2 separate regions of the Mus musculus genome follow, and region 1 is linked to region 2. A link is a loop called in an ENCODE intact Hi-C map of the cell type or tissue named here. Cell type or tissue: heart. All regions are shown on one strand.

The links. Hi-C counts contacts between places; a loop is a spot of excess contacts. Peaks named below come from ENCODE experiments on the same cell type or tissue, not always from the same donor. Only the 100,000 strongest peaks of a DNase experiment are listed, where the experiment ranks them.
Region 1: it touches region 2 in a loop (33-fold over the local background); 7 of 42 quality-filtered maps call a loop at or near these places.

The regions. Positions count from the first base shown.
Region 1 is chr4:62,088,492-62,093,491 of GRCm38, forward strand. Gm12909 (a long non-coding RNA gene) reads left to right here and starts at 117. Exons shown (of 3, transcript XR_881342.3): 1 at 117-1,488; 2 at 1,619-1,740. In heart, no CTCF peak of the experiment used is centred here; no DNase peak of the experiment used is centred here.
Region 2 is chr4:62,164,199-62,169,198 of GRCm38, forward strand. No RefSeq gene overlaps it. Among named protein-coding and RNA genes, the nearest start is that of Mup21, 16 kb to the left of the region's middle. In heart, no CTCF peak of the experiment used is centred here; no DNase peak of the experiment used is centred here.

The sequences.
Region 1 (5,000 bases), 76 kb before region 2:
CAATGTGAGAACTTAGATTTAAACCCAAGACTCTCTAACTCAGGAGCCTTTGTTCTTATTGACTCCACTACAGAGGTCAGGATGTTTTACAATGTAGGGGGGAATGGTTAAATAGGGAAAGAGGAATAGATAGTGCTATAGAGTTCCAGACATGTCAGACTGGCAGATACTAGCAAAGAAACTGCACATGGTTTCTTTAAAATAAGAGGAGTTGGTGAGGCCCAAGATTGAATGTGGCAATGACAACTGGCTCTCTTTGGTCTACAAGGGTTTGGTAGATGCTCTACTAGGGGATTATCACATTCTTCCCCCCTTCTCCTCCTCCTCCCTCTCCTCCTCTTCTTCCTCCTCCTTCCCCTCCTCCTCCTCCTCTTCCTCTTCTTTCCACCCTCTTCCATTTTTCATTGATATGTGCACACCTGTGAACACACTAATGCTTTTGATAATATATGCAGAAATCAGCACAGGACATCAATTGTCTCCCTCTATCTATTTTTACATCATCCCCTCGAGTAAGGGTCTCCCTCTGAATCTGGGAATTAGTGTGTTTCAGATAGGCTGGATGTCCACCAGTCCCAGCAATCCTCCAGTCTCCACCATCTACCCAGTGGTGGGGTTAAAAGCAGCCCTGACCAGCTATTTAATGTGAGATCTGCACTGGACTTGAGCTTACACTGAGCTTCTGAATGGTCTTAGATCTGTGGCAATCCTCCTGCTCCAGCCTCCTGAATGCTGGGATTATGGGTGGTAGCACCTCATCTGGCTATGGACTATTGCTTTTCTAGTAATGAACTAGAAGTTACTTCTACAGCAGAAAGCAACAATGAGTTCCTTCCACTCCCGACTTCAGCTCAGGCACCTTCCTTGTCACTAAGCATGTTAACACTCCTTAGCATGTGTAGACTGTTCATGTGACTGAAAAGCTGAAGGAGTCAAGAAATGACTAGACAAAGTGTGTGGGTTAGGGTTTTAAGAAGTTTACCTGTAACCAACAAACAGCCAGTTTGTAACTAAGTAGCATTTTTGAAACTAATAGGAAAATGATTTAATGCCCTTGACCTGTGTCTCACACTCAACAAATTAAACAAATAACGCATTCAGAAAGCCTGTGGACACATTCAAGACACTTATATGATGCCAGGGTGTATTTGGGTACAAGAAGAACATCAATGAAAACAGGCTTATTTTATTAATGTCCCAGAGAGGAAATATTCTGTTGTCTCTCTAGTAGCCAGAGTGATAGTACATACTATGGACCCTGGCTCAACATCAGTTCTGAAACACCTGATGTGTCAGTGTCAGACTGTGACCCCCCACAACCCCCACCCAACCTTGAGCTGGATGATCAAGTCTCCAACACTGGAGCTACATTTCTTGCTCTTCTACAATTATATCTTCCTGCCAGAGAACTGAGAAGTGCCCACCCGCTGAGCTCCTAAAGAGCCTACTTTGCAACTCAATCTAACTGAACCAAGCAACAGAACCCAGGTGAAACAAATGGATGGGCCCTTGGGTTTTCCCATATATATTCAGTTCCATACATTAAAGATTGAGCCTTGATCAGAGAACTTTGTCTTGGCTTGTTATTTCACTTGCTGTCCTTCCCATTCATCCCCAGTTCTCTTTTCAGGAACTCAGTAACCAGTCGCTGCTATCAGGTATAGTTGTCACTGGAACAAGAGTCCTGAATATGGAAAGAATGACCGAGGGACACTGTCTTGGTGGGACTCCACAGAAAACGTAAGATAGTATTCGGCATGGTAAGCAACATACAGCATCAAGCATATTAGCGCTATAAGTTTTATCTTTTGAAGGCTGTTGATTGCAATTGTGAAAAAAGGATACAGGCTAGAATGAGTAAGAGTTGTCCCAACAGTGATATCAGTTAGGGGTTGACAGTGGAAAATGTGACTTGCAAATTCTAAAAAGGCATTTGTCCACAGTCAAGAACTGCATCAGGGCCGGGCAGTGTTGGCACACATCTTTAATCCCAGCACTTGGGAGGCAGCGGCAGGCAGATTCTGACTTCGAGGCCAGCCTTGCCTACAAAGTGAGTTCCGGGACAGCCAGGGCTAAAGAGGGAAACCCTGTGTGGAAAAACCAAACCAAACCAACCAACCAAACAAACAAACAAAAAAAAAAAAAAACAAAAAAAAAAAAAAACAAAAAAAAAAGGAAAAGAAAAGAAAGAAAGAAAGAAAGAAAGAAAGAAAGAAAGAAAGAAAGAAAGAAAAGAAAAGAAAAGAAAAGAAAAGAAAAGAAAAGAAGGTCCCGTGAGGTGCTGAGAAGAAGGTATATCCTTTTGTTTTAGGATAAAATGTTCTGTAGATATCTGTCAGGTCCATTTGTTTCATGACTTCTGTTAGTTTCACTGTGTCCCTGTTTAGTTTCTGTTTCCACGATCTGTCCTTTGAAGAAAGTGGTGTGTTGAAGTCTCCCACTATTATTGTGTGAGGTGCAATGTATGCTTTGAGCTTTACTAAAGTGTCTCTAATGAATGTGGCTGCCCTTGCATTTGGTGCGTAGATATTCAGAATTGAGAGTTCCTCTTGGAGGATTTTACCTTTGATGAGTATGAAGTGTCCCTCCTTGTCTTTTTTGATAACTTTGGGTTGGAAGTCGATTTTATCCGATATTAAAATGGCTACTCCAGCTTGTTTCTTCAGTCCATTTGCTTGGAAAATTGTTTTCCAGCCTTTCACTCTGAGGTAGTGTCTGTCTTTTTCCCTGAGATGGGTTTCCTGTAAGCAGCAGAATGTTGGGTCCTGTTTGTGTAGCCAGTCTGTTAGTCTATGTCTTTTTATTGGGGAATTGAGTCCATTGATATTAAGAGATATTAAGGAAAAGTAATTGTTGCTCCCTTTTATTTTTGTTGTTAGAGTTGGCATTCTGTTCTTGTGGCTGTCTTCTTTTTGGTTTGTTGAATGATTACTTTCTTGGTTGTTCTAGGGCGTGATTTCCGTCCTTGTACTGCTTCTTTTCTGTTATTATCCTTTGAAGGGCTGGATTCGTGGAAAGATATTGTGTGAATTTGTTTTTGTCGTGGAATACTTTGGTTTCTCCATCTATGGTAATTGAGAGTTTGGCCGGGTATAGTAGCCTGGGCTGGCATTTGTGTTCTCTTAGTGTCTGTATAACATCTGTCCAGGCTCTTCTGGCTTTCATAGTCTCTGGTGAAAAGTCTGGTGTAATTCTGATAGGCCTGCCTTTATATGTTACTTCACCTTCACTCAGGATGATGAGGGCATCATCCTGAGTGAGGTAACACATTCACAAAGAAACTCACACAATATGTATTCACTGATAAGTGGATATTAGCCCCAAACCTAGGATATCCAAGATATAAGATATAATTTGCTAAACACATGAAACTCAAGAAGAATGAAGACTGAAGTGTGGACACTATGCCCCTCCTTAGATTTGGGAACAAAACACCCATGGAAGGAGTTACAGAGACAAAGTTTGGAGCTGAGATGAAAGGATGGACCATGTAGAGACTGCCATATCCAGGGATCCACCCCATAATCAGCATCCAAACGCTGACACCATTGCATACACTAGCAAGATTTTATTGAAAGGACCCAGATGTAGCTGTCTCTTGTGAGACTATGCCGGGGCCTAGCAAACACAGAAGTGGATGCTTACAGTCAGCTAATGGATGGATCATAGGGCTCCCAATGGAGGAGCTAGAGAAAGTAGCCAAGGAGCTAAAGGGATCTGCAACCCTATAGGTGGAACAACATTATGAACTAACCAGTACCCCGGAGCTCTTGTCTCTAGCTGCATATATATCAAAAGATGGCCTAGTCGGCCATCGCTGGAAAGAGAGGCCCATTGGACTTGCAAACTTTATATGCCCCAGTACAGGGGAACACCAGGGCCAAAAAGGGGGAGTGGGTGGGCAGGGGAGTGGGGGTGGGTGGATATGGGGGACTTTTGGTACAGCATTGGAAATGTAAATGAGTTAAATACCTAATAAAAAAATGGGAAAAAAAAAGAAAAGAAAAGAAAAGAAAAGAAAAGAAAAGAAAAGAAAAGAAAAAAAGAAAGAAAAGAAAACACTTACATCAGGAAAGACTAGTAGGGCTCAAAATAATAAAATAATAAAATAAATTAAATTAAATAAGTAAGTAAAATATACACACAAAAAGGGAGGTGCTATATATCCAAATGACATGGGAGAGAGAGAGAAAGAGAGAGAGAGAGAGAGAGAGAGAGAGAGAGAGAGAGAGAGAGAAGGAAAATATATTTTAGAGCTCTCCCAGAGACAAAAGGACATCAGGAGATGTCCTGTCCTGCTTTCTGGTCCCTACAGGAGACATCCTTAGTTCTGGTCACATCAAGTTTTATACCCTCTCTGCATTGTCTATGTTTGGTGCACCAATCTGTCCACGTGTCAAAACATGTCTGTTTATGTTTTGTTGTCTGAATGACTGTTGTTCTATGTTTCATGTTGAAAAAAAAAAATGGTTAAAACTTTATCTGCTGGCTATCCATTTCTTGATTCAGTCTTAGTTTTCACACAGGTGGCTGAACAAAGCTGACCTGCATCCTTAGCCCAGAGTCAAGTACAGCAGGAGAGTCCCTACTGAAAAGTTGTTTTTTAGAGGGGCCAGCAGCTTCTTAGTTCTAAGGCAAATAAGCTGATAGTTGGGGTTTTTTTTTTCCTAGAAAAATCTCTGCAATTGTGATTATTGGGTTCAACAAATGACAAAGTGCTTTTTCTCTTGAAATTATACCTAGAAAAGTAAAAATTCTCTGGTATAAATTTAAAAGATTTGTGTAGCTGCTTCATTTGGTTTCTGACTGGTCTTAAAGGTAGAAACATGCTCTTCATGTCTTGGTCATAGATTATTGGCTTATAAGTTATTGAGTATGATTTAAAAAGTGTGACACTGGTGACAAGAATGTTAATTTAAAACTGGTAACTCAGTGTTGTACTCATTTTTAAACACCATGTGGCATGAACCAGCCCAGGAAACCAAGCCTCTAAAGATACT
Region 2 (5,000 bases):
AAAATGTTGGGTCTTGTTTGTGTAGCCAGTTTGTTAGTCTATGTCTTTTTATTGGGGAGTTGAGACCATTGATGTTAAGAGATATTAAGGAAAAGTAATTGTTGCTTCCTGTTATTTTTGTTGTTAAAGTTGGCATTCTGTTCTTGTGGCTGTCTTCTTTTAGGTTTGTTGAGGGATTACCTTCTTGTTTTTTCTAGGGCATTGTTCCCGTTCTTGTATTGGTTTTTTTCTGTTATTAACCTTTGAAGGGCTGGATTCGTGGAGAGATAATGTGAGAATTTGGTTTTGTCATGGAATACTTTGGTTTCTCCATCTATGGTAATTGAGAGTTTGGCTGGGTATAGTAGCCTGGGCTGGAATTTGTGTTCTCTTAGTGTCTGTATAACATCTGTCCAGGCTCTTCTGGCTTTCATAGTCTCTGGTGAAAAGTCTGGTGTAATTCTGATAGGCTTGCCTTTGTATGTTACTTGACCTTTTTCCCTTACCGCTTTTAGTATTCTATCTTTATTTAGTGCATTTGTTGTTCTGATTATTATGTGTCGGGAGGAATTTCTTTTCTGGTCCAGTCTATTTGGAGTTCTGTAGGCTTCTTGTATGTTCATAGGTATCTCTTTCTTTATATTTGGGAAGTTTTCTTCAATAATTTTGTTGAAGATGTTTGCTGGTCCTTTGAGTTGAAAATCTTCATTCTCATCCACTCCTATTATCCGTAGGTTTGGTCTTCTCATTGTGTCCTGGATTTCCTGGATATTTTGAGTTAGGATCTTTTTGCATTTTCCATTTTCTTTGATTGTTGTGCCGATGTTCTCTATGGAATCTTCTGCACCTGAGATTCTCTCTTCCATCTCTTGTATTCTGTTGCTGATGCTCAAATCTATGGTTCCAGATTTGTTTCCTAGGGTTTCTATCTCCAGTGTTGCCTCACTTTGAGTTTTCTTTATTGTTTCTACTTCCCTTTTTAGGTCTAGTATGGTTTTGTTGATTTCCATCACCTGTTTGTATGTTTTTTCCTCTTTTTCTGTAAGGACTTCTACCTGTTTGATTGTGTTTTCCTGTTTTTCTTTAAGGACTTGTAACTCTTTAGCAGTGTTCTCCTGTATTTCTTTAAGTGATTTATTAAAGTCCTTCTTGATGTCCTCTACCATCATCATGAGATATGCTTTTAAATCTAGGTCTAGGTTTTCGGGTGTGTTGGGGTGCCCTGGACTGGGCGAAGTGGGAGTGCTGGGTTCTGATGATGGTGAGTGGTCTTGGTTCCTGTTAGTAGGATTCCTACGTTTACCTTTCGCCATCTGGTAATCTCTGGAGTTAGTAGTTATAGTTGACTCTGTTTAGAGATTGTTCTTCTGGTGATTCTGTTACTGTCTCTCAGCAGACCTGGGAGACAGATTCTCTCCTCTGAGTTTCAGTGCTCAGAGCACTCTCTGCTGGCAAGCTCTCTTACAGGGAAGGTGCGCAGATATCTTGTTTTTGGACCTCCTCCTGGTCGAAGAAGAAGGCCCAAAACAGGGCCTCTCTCAGAAGCTGTGTTGCTTTGGCAGTTCCCAGAAGCTGTCAGCTTCTGTGGTGCAGACTCTCACCTGTGCAGACTAAAATCCTAAGTTCCAGGGAGTCCTGGAACCAAGATGGTGACCGCTGCTCCTGAGGCTGAGGCCGTCTCCCGAGCCAGGAGGACACCTGTCCTCTGGTCCGGATGGTGGCCGGTTGTCTGCGGCCCGCCCAGGCTGCTGCCTCAGCGGCTCTGTGCTTCCGCCCGTCCCAGAAGCTGTCTGGTTCTCTGGCGCACCCTCTAACCTGTTCAGACTAATTTCCTAGGTCCCGCGGAGTCCCGGAACCCAGATGGTGACCACTGCTGCTGAGGCTGAGGCCGCCTCCCAAGCCAGGCGGACACCTGTCCTCTGGTCCGGATGGTGGCCGGTTGTCTGCGGCCCGCCCAGGCTGCTGCCTCAGCGGCTCTGTGCTTCTGCTCGTCCCAGAAGCTGTCCGGTTCTCTGGCGCACCCTCTAACCTGTGGCTATACATTTCTTGATTCAGTCTTAGTTTTCACAGAGGAGGCTGAACAAAGTTAACCTGCATCCTTAGCCCGGAGTCAAGTGCAGCAGGAGAGTCCCTGCTGAAAAGCTGTTTTTTAGAGGGGCCAGCAGCTTCTTAGTTCTAAGGCAAATAAGCTGATAGTTGTTTTTTTCCCTAGAAAAATCTCTGCAATTGTGATTATTGGGTTCAACAAATGACAAAGTGCCTTTTCTCTTGAAATTATACCTAGAAAAGTAAAAATTCTCTGGTATTAACTTAAAAGATTCGTGTAGCTGCTTCATTTGGTTTCTGACTGGTCTTAAAGGTAGAAACATGCTCTTCATGTCTTGGTCATAACTCTTGGCTTATAAGTTATTGAGTATGATTTAAAAAGTGTGACACTGGTAACAAGAATGTTAGCTTAAAACTAGTAACTCAGTGTTGTACTCATTTTTAAACAACATGTGGTATGAACCAGCCCAGGAAATCAGGCCTCTAAAGATACTTCTAAATTGGGTTAATATTTTATGTAATTCTTATCCAAGAAACTAGGCTTGTAAGAGATAAGATTTAAAACAATGTTTCTTCAGTGAAGAATTAAGAGGTGAACTGTCATGCATTCATATATAAGAATTGTTAGCCAAACTTCATAACATGAAAGTAATCCTTTTGATATTGATTTTGAAGAGAATGGATTGTTTAAAATTGGGTTTTGCTTTCCAAAATTTATGGTTATACTCTAATATTGAAAAGAAACTTAAAAATTATGGTTAAAATTCCCAGTGTTCCATTTGCTGCATTTTGCAGTTTGATTGCAAAGTCATGATTTTTAGCTCACCCATATTTTTTAATTACAATAGTTACAAGAGTAATAAAAATTAAAACCATCTGTGGCCAGTATGGATCTGCTGCCCCTTTTGCACAAGCTTTATTGGATACAGTGGTAGAAGCAAAATTTAACCCCTGCCACCAAGATTGGAAAGGAGATATCAATGAGAATTTATTTCACAGCAAACAGACTCCTGATTAACATTTTCAGGATTTTGTGGATATGTTACTAAAAACAGCTAGCAGAGTTTCTGGAGATTCTCAAGCAGGGTGGGTTCCCCCACACACACAATTGTCTTATGAGAACACTAATGCAGTTCTCTGTGGCCATTCAGGCATATGAAACAAAGACAGACTTGTCAGGATATATTTATCCTTGTACAGAAATTGGACCCTAATACAATCAGTGTTTGCCTATTGTTGCTGCCTTGCAACAATATTACAGTACTTACAAGCAATGTTTTCACAACACTAAGGTTATAAGGAATGTTTTAATTATAAATCATCTTAGGAAAGACTGTCCACACATTAGAGGCATAGACAGACAGTAGAATTGCTCCCCTGGAATCTTTTTGCTGCAGGAGGGGTAGGCATTGCGCCAGGACCTAGGAAAAATGCTCAGATAAAGAAATATTTACAGCAGCACCAGGATAGCTAGGGCGCAGAGTCGGCTAACACGCGCCAGCTACCCACAACACCCACCACAGGATCTTAAGACTTCTGAGGATAGGGATCTCCCTGGCATGGGAGCGCTTTGCCTGAGCATCAGCAGGAGACATCTCGGTTCCGGGACCCCGCCTAGTATATCCTGCACAGACAGCTGGCCATTTTTCCAGCCAGAGGATAGGGATCTGCCCAGCGCGGGAGCGCTTTGCCTGAGCATCCACAGCAGAAATCTTGGTTCCAGGACCCTGCTGAGTGTACCCTGCACAGACATCTTGGTTCCAGGACCCCACCGAGTGTATCCTGCACAGCTCCAGAGAATACCAGATGGCAAAAGGCAAATGTAAGAATCCTACTAAAAAAATCAAGACCACTCACCATCATCAGAACGCAGCACTCCAACCCCACCTAGTCCTGGGTACCCCAACACAAGCAAAAAGCTAGACCCGGATGTAAAAGCATATCTCATAATGATGGTAGAGGACAACAAGAAGGACTTTAATAACTCACTTAAAGAAATACAGGAGAACACAGCTAAACAGGTAGAAGACCTTAAAGAAAAACTGGAAAACACAACCAAACAGGTAAAAGTCCTTAAAGAAAAACAGGAAAACACATCCAAACAGGTGATGGAAATGGACAAAACCATACTAGACATAAAAAGGGAAGTAGACACAATAAAGAAAACCCAAAGTGAGGCAACGCTGGAGATAGAAACCCTAGGAAAGAAATCTGGAACCATAGATGCGAGCATCAGAAACAGAATACAAGAGATAGAAGGAGAATCTCGGGTGCACAAGATTCCATAGAGAACATCGGTACAACAATCAAAGAAAATACAAAATGCAGAAAAATCCTAACTCGAAACATCCAGGAAATCCAGGACACAATGAGAAGACCAAACCTACAGATAATAGGAGTTGATGAGAATGAAGATTTTCAACTTAAAGGGCCAGCAAATATATTAAACAAAATTATAGAAGAAAACTTCCCAAACCTAAAGAATGGCATGCCCATGAACCTACAAGAAGCCTACAGAACTCCAAATAGACTGGACCAGAAAAGAAATTCCTCCCGACACATAATAATCAAAACAACAAATGCACTAAATAAAGATAGAATATTAAAAGCAGTAAGGGAGAAAGGTCAAGTAACATATAAAGGCAGGCCTATCAGAATTACACCAGACTTTTCACCAGAGACTATGAAAGCTAGAAGAGCCTGGACAGATGTAATACAGACACTAAGAGAACACAAATGCCAGCCCAGGCTACTATACCCGGCCACACTCTCAATTACCATAGATGGAGAAACCAAAGTATTCCATGACAAAACCAAATTTACACATTATCTTTCCACTAATCCAGCCCTTCAAAGGATAATAACAGGGAAAAAAAAAAACAATGCAAGGACGGAAATCATGCCCTAGAAAAAGCAAGAAAGTAATCCCTCAACAAACCAAAAAGAAGACAGCCACAAGAACAGAATGCCAACTC